Regions from separate parts of the Homo sapiens genome. Here region 2 is linked to region 1. A link is a contact called in ENCODE Hi-C or POLR2A ChIA-PET data. All regions are on one chromosome and are shown on one strand. Each heading gives the region's core, a stretch centred on a gene start or an enhancer-like site at or near the end of the contact. The rest is flanking DNA. Distances are from core to core; before and after follow the strand shown. Region 1 holds the start of IL17D (interleukin 17D). Region 2 overlaps IFT88 (intraflagellar transport 88).

Region 1 (2,958 bases), core at 381-2,880:
CCCCACCCCCACCGCCCCCGCTCGCCTTGTGGCTCTCCCCATTTTCCAAGCGCTTTGTTCCCGCTTGCTATCAGCTGTCCCTTCCCTCAGCACTGCCTTTGTAGGCGACTTGCTCTCCTCCATCAAGACTCAGCTCTTTCACGAAGCCTTTCTTGACCTCTGTGGCCCTGGGAGGCCTTGCCCCCTAGGGCAGCTCCTCCTGCTCCAGCTAGAGGGAAGACGGTCACAGGTGCCTGCTGAGGACACTGCGGCACCCTGCCTACACGCCCCCAACTTCTCCAGCCTTCCCCTTCTGCAGGCTGTCCCTTTCTTCTGAAATGACCTCTGTTCCAAGACCAAAATACTCTCGAAACTGTTCATGTCACTTCATGCACTGCCTGATGGTGTGGTTTCTTTCCCAATTATCCCCACTCCTTCCTTAGGCTATTAAACTAGAGGGGCTCAGAGGGCGCTTCCCAGGGCTCCACTCCAGCAGCCTCTGGACCACAGGGGCACTCAGGAAATATGTGGATAGTACCGCGCACCCCCCAGCAGCACCTCCCCGGGCCCCCTGTGCAGAGTACGGTCCACATCACTGTGTCCACATCACGGAAGGGTCCCCAGCTAGTGCCTTGCGGACCCATCCAACCTGGAGGAGATGAGGTGTTCAAGAGATACGTGTTGCATAGGAAATACTGGAGGGTAAAGAGAGGAAGCAGGACTCCTTCAAGGGAGGTGGTGGGGGTGGGCCTTCGCAGTTTAGGAATTGCCCCCCAGTGCTCCAACTGCCCCGCCCCACCCCGCCTCATCGCAGCGCCCCTCGCACCCCACCCCACCCTACCGTACCCTACCCTGTCTCGCCCCGCACCACCCCACCCCTACCTGCTCCGCCTCGCCCCGCGTGCCACGCCCCCTCCGCGTCGCCCCGCCCCAACCACCTCCCCTTCCCCGCCCCACCCTCCCCGCCTGCCCGGCCTCGGCCCGGCCCCACCCACTCTCCCCGCCCAGCCCTGCCCTCCCCACCTGCCGGGCCCCGCCAGGACGCGCCCGCGGCTCACCTGTAGGCCCAGGGCGACACGCTGCGCAGGTTGGTGGGCGGCCGGAAGCGGCGGTCGGCGGGCCTGCCCCCTGCCGGGCAGCTCGCGTTGCGCGCCTGCTCACGCGGCCCCAGCTGCAGCGTGTGGTGGAAGGCACTGAGCACGCCGGCCGCCAGGCGCCCGTACAGCTGCTCCAGTAGCTCCTCCGGCCGGTCCGCGCAGCCCCGCGGCCGCGCGGGGCGCCTGCCCGCCCTCGGGGCGCCCGCGGCCCAGCTCGGCGGCAGCGCCAGCAGGAAGCCGGCTACCAGCATCCAGACCTGAGGGACAGGCCACGCTCAGCGTCCGCACGCGCCGGAGGAGCCCGCCTGCGCCCCGCGCCCGTGTCCCGCCCGCGGCGCCCGGAGCCGGCGGGCGCCTCCCCTCGCCCCGCGGAGCCAGAGGCCGGCCCGGAGGATGGGAGCCGCGCGGGCGGGCCCCAGAGCGCCCTCCCCGCCTGCCCGCCGCCCGCGGGGTCCCCGGGGCCCAGCCCGGCGCCGGCCCGCGCGCCCCCGGCCCCCGCCGCCGCCGCCGCCCCGAGCCGGGGGCCGCACGGGGGGCGGGTGCGGGGCGCGCGTGCACGTGTGCGTGTGCCTGCCGGGTTGCTGCGCCGCGGGCTGCGAGTGCTTGTGACCCGCCGCACCCTCACCCCCGGGCGCGCCATCCCTGCTCCGCCGCCAGCGAGGGAGCCCCGGAGCCTAAGACGCCCGGACCCGCCGCCTCGCAGACCCACCCTTGCCCCTGCGCCTCGTCATCCGCCCGCCCCAGCCAGCCCGCGCAGGGTCCGCGGCCCGCTTTTCCGCGAGAAGCCCCCTGTGGTCTTTCCTCGTACCCGGGGACTCGGACCGAGAAGCCGACTGAGCGAGGTCGCCGCCCGGCCTCACGGACACAGAGCGACTCTGCACCTTTCGCCTCCAGGAGCTGAAAACATTTTGTCACTTGTGCAGTGTACTCACCAGTGCCCCCAACATCTTCTCCCCCGAAAGCGCTTTCAGATTCGCGCCGAGATGGGGCGACGCGGCGGCTCTTGAGCGGAATAACCCGAAGGGCCACGCAAACTGGGGCTTCCAGCCGCGAGCATGCGGCGGGGCGCCCAGGGCCTGGGGTCGCGCGCTCAGGGCCTGTGCTGCGCCACGCAGGAGGAGGAGAGGGCTGGCCCTGCCGGGCGCGGGTGCGGGCCCGACTGGCTGAAGGAGGAGTGGGGACTGGCTTGGAAGTCTCCGAAGCAGAAAAGTGGGGCCGACAGGATGGAATTGGGGGAGGCCGATTTTGGCTCAGAGAGATTTCTCTATTAAGGAAAGCAGTCCAAGAATAGGCCCCCTGGAAGAGGAATGCGCTCAAACCCAGAGGGATTCTCCTTAGAGCTACCTCTTGAGATTCTGTACTTCGAGGAAATTAGAGGTTTTTTTAAATCTCTATTTTTAATAAGGTGGGAGGAGGCTGTTGCTCCTTTCTCCTCAACAACATGAAATGATCCTGTGCCTCTATCCAACAACTCTACAACAAAGCACTGAATACTTCCCTGACTGGCACTTTCATGGCTGTTCATGGGCATCTCTTGGTCTATGACGACGATGTTGGAGAGTTCCTACTCCGTGATAACTCAGTTCTAAGTGCAAGCAGTCACGTGAAATGAGCCTGATAGTCTGCGAATGAAGAAACTAAAACGAACTATATTATATACTTCATAACACAAGACAACGTGCTCGTTTGTTCATTCTGCAAGTAAATGCTTAATGCTTCCTAGGTGGCAGGCTAAAGAATATGATCATTTTAAAGCAGTCATGCTTTGAAAATAAACAACCCATCCCAGCTGTAAGCTTTTTGAAAGTGTACAAAATATGTAATTGATGACTCCCTAAATGGTTTGCAGCTTTGGTATTTGACTGAATTGTAAACCATTAGT
Region 2 (2,919 bases), core at 181-2,680, 87 kb after region 1:
GTCATTACTAAGTTGAGCAAAAGAGTTTTTACGTATTAGCAGAAAGGGCCTCTCTGGCAACAGAGATGAAAAATTGGCCCAACTTCATTTCCATCCTTCAGGGAATAGCAAATTGAAGATTTACTTATCTAGGACTTGAATTCCTTCTTTGGGTCCAAGTTAATAAAAGACCAAGAAACTCCTGATTAAACTGGATAATGAAGGATTCTATAGACAGGGCTGCACGTATCGGCTTTGTTTGACTTCTCTTTTCTCAGTTAACATCTCAGAGATGGAACATTCCACATTCCCCAGCAGCGTGTGGGGGCCAACTAAAGTTTACAATTCCGACTAAAAATCACCCTGCTTCTGGCTTATCTGAATCCCTTACCCACCCCACCCCACCAACCCACTCCTACTTATTCAGCACCACACTACCCAGGAAACACACTAGCAAATTGTGCAATGGAATAAAATCCACACTTTTCTTTAGATTCTTGCAACTGTATCATATGTAATAGTATCACTTTTTCTACATTTTGGTCAAATAAATTTTTACATAAACTGAAAAAAAAATTAGCTGGGCTTGGTGGCGGGCGCCTGTAGTCCCAGCTACTTGGGAGGCTGAGGCAGGAGAATGGCGAGAACCCAGGAGGTGGAGCTTGCAGTGAGCCGAGATTGCGCCACTGCACTCCAGCCTGGGAGGCAGAACAAGACTCTGTCTCAAAACAACAACAACAACAAAAAAAAACCAAAAAAAAGTTTTGGTCCAGGACCAACCACATAGACAACAGTGGTCCCATAAGATAATGGTGCTAAAAAATTCCTATTGCCAAGTGACATCCTAGGTGCTGTAATGCTGTATCACACCTCATGTGTTTGTGGTGATGTTGGTGTAAACAAACCTGCACTGTGTCAGTCTTATGAAAGCACAGCACATACAATTATGTACAGTACATAATACTTGATAATAAACAATTATGTTACTGGTTTATGTATTTACTGTACAGTAAGGCATCGCTTGATGATGGGGATATGTTCTGAGAATTATGTCATTAGGCAATTTCATCATTGTGCAAATATCATAGGGTGTACTTACACAAACCTATATGGCATGGCCTACAACACACCTAGGCTATATGGTATAGCCTAATGCTCCTAGTCTACAAACCTCTACAGCATGTTACTGTATTGAATACTACAAGAAAATATAACACAATGGTAAGTATTTGTATATCTAAATCTATCTAAACATAGAAAAGGTACAATTAAAATATGGTATAAAAGATTTTTAAAATGTCATGCCTGTGCAGGGTGCTTACCATGAATGGAGCTTCCAGGACTGGAAGTTGCTTTGGATGAGTCACAAAATAAACTCTGAGTGAATGTGAAGGCCTAGGATATTACTGTACACTTTTATACAACTGGCAGCATAGGTTTGTTTATATCAGCATCACCACAAACAAGTGAATAATGCATCATGCTACAATTTCGAGACAGCTACAACGTCACTAGTGATAGGAATTTTTCAGCTTCCTATCTTACCAGACCACTGTCATATATGTGGTCCATTGTTGACTGAAATGTGTTATATAACTACTTGATTTACAAAATAACATGAGTAATAAGTATCTTATTAATAACTTTTATAATAGCCTATATTAATCTGAACATACAATATTATCTGCTTGATAAATATGAATCAACATTCATATCCACTTTTCTAATGACAATATTAATTTAAATTTAAAAGTATAAATTATGAAAAAAACCACATCTATGCAGTATTATAGACTTTCTCTCTTACCAATCATAACCTGCAGCAAAAGATGTTTCAATTACAGGAGCAATGAGTTTTGCAGATGTCATAATATATTTTTCTGCCATGGCTTTCCTATATCAAATAAACCAAAAAGTTGTATTTAGAGATACAGTATAAAATAGTTTGGATTTCCTAAAATTTAAGTGTAAACATTATCTATCAAAACTAACATACCACAAAAGCCTACTAAACAATGGACAGGTACCATAGAAATCTATTTACGATTCAGGTTTAAAACCATGACTAGGAAACGTAATTAGCAAGCCATGATTGCCTGCCGGGTCAACGGTGTTCATTTCTTTTCTTTTTCTGCTTTATGATGCCTTCTGACAAACTGAAGAGATACTGGAGAAACACAAGGCCCTGCAGCGGAACTTACGTAGCCTACACTGCAGACACGAAAGTAAAGGGTGAAATTACCACTGAAGAAATTGTGTGTGGTAAAGAGTAAAACTGAATTACTATTTGTTGCTTTTGTGTGCATATATGTGTATCTGTATCCGTGTGTGTATATGTATATGTACACGTACGTACATATATAAAATGTGTTATCGTCAAGGTTACTGGAAAATTTCCAAGTGCTTTTCAAAGTGGATATACCAATTTATAGTGGTGGGTAAAAGTTCTCTTAGTCATTTCTTCTTGAATTTATATATAAGTAGTGGTTTTTAAAATGGACTCAAAATGTATATACTATTCTATAACTTGTTCTTTATACTATGCTGTATTAATATAGAAATAATCTTTCCAGGACGGGCGCAGTGGCTCATGCCTGTAATCCCAGCACTTTGGGAGGCCAAGGCAGGTGGATCACAAGGTCAGGAGATCGAGACCATCCTGGCTAACATGGTGAAACCCCGTCTCTACTAAAAATACAAAAAATTAGCCAGGTGTGGCGGCAGGCGCCTGTAGTCCCAGCTACTAAGGAGGCTGAGGCAGGAGAATGGCATGAACCTGGGATGCGGAGCTTGCGGTGAGCGGAGATCGGGCCACTGCACTCCAGCCTGGGTGATAGAGTGAGACTCCGTCTCAAAAAAAAAAAAAAAAGAAAAGAAATAATCTTTCCAAATCATTCAACATTCATCTTGTTATTCTTTCTTTTGAACTTTATTTTGAGA

Evidence for each region. A loop is a pair of places that touch in the nucleus more often than their neighbours do. ChIA-PET counts read pairs that join two places held with the same protein, here RNA polymerase II (POLR2A). Pooled maps may share reads with other maps.
Region 2: a loop to region 1 is called in a map of PC-3, with 4 times the contacts of the local background. The contact joins the enhancer-like site here to the promoter of IL17D in region 1. A Hi-C loop is called at or near these places in 2 of 168 maps with a recorded cell type or tissue (IMR-90 and PC-3) and 1 of 50 pooled maps. POLR2A ChIA-PET finds 5 or more read pairs at or near these places in 1 of 52 experiments (H1).

What each region holds. Positions count from the first base shown.
Region 1 is chr13:20,702,371-20,705,328 of GRCh38, reverse strand. It overlaps IL17D (interleukin 17D), which reads right to left and starts at 1,630. Exons shown (of 2, transcript NM_001385224.1): 1 at 1,038-1,630. The coding sequence starts at 1,327. RefSeq lists silencers at 809-1,318, 1,609-1,748, 2,169-2,248.
Region 2 is chr13:20,614,747-20,617,665 of GRCh38, reverse strand. It overlaps IFT88 (intraflagellar transport 88), which reads right to left. Exons shown (of 26, transcript NM_006531.5): 14 at 1,787-1,873. Among named protein-coding and RNA genes, the nearest start is that of IFT88, 49 kb to the right of the region's middle. Within about 2 kb of position 1,430, at least 2 of the 41 ENCODE cell types and tissues checked have a DNase peak (open chromatin) inside an H3K27ac peak, as active enhancers do; they include PC-3, where a contact is called at or near this core.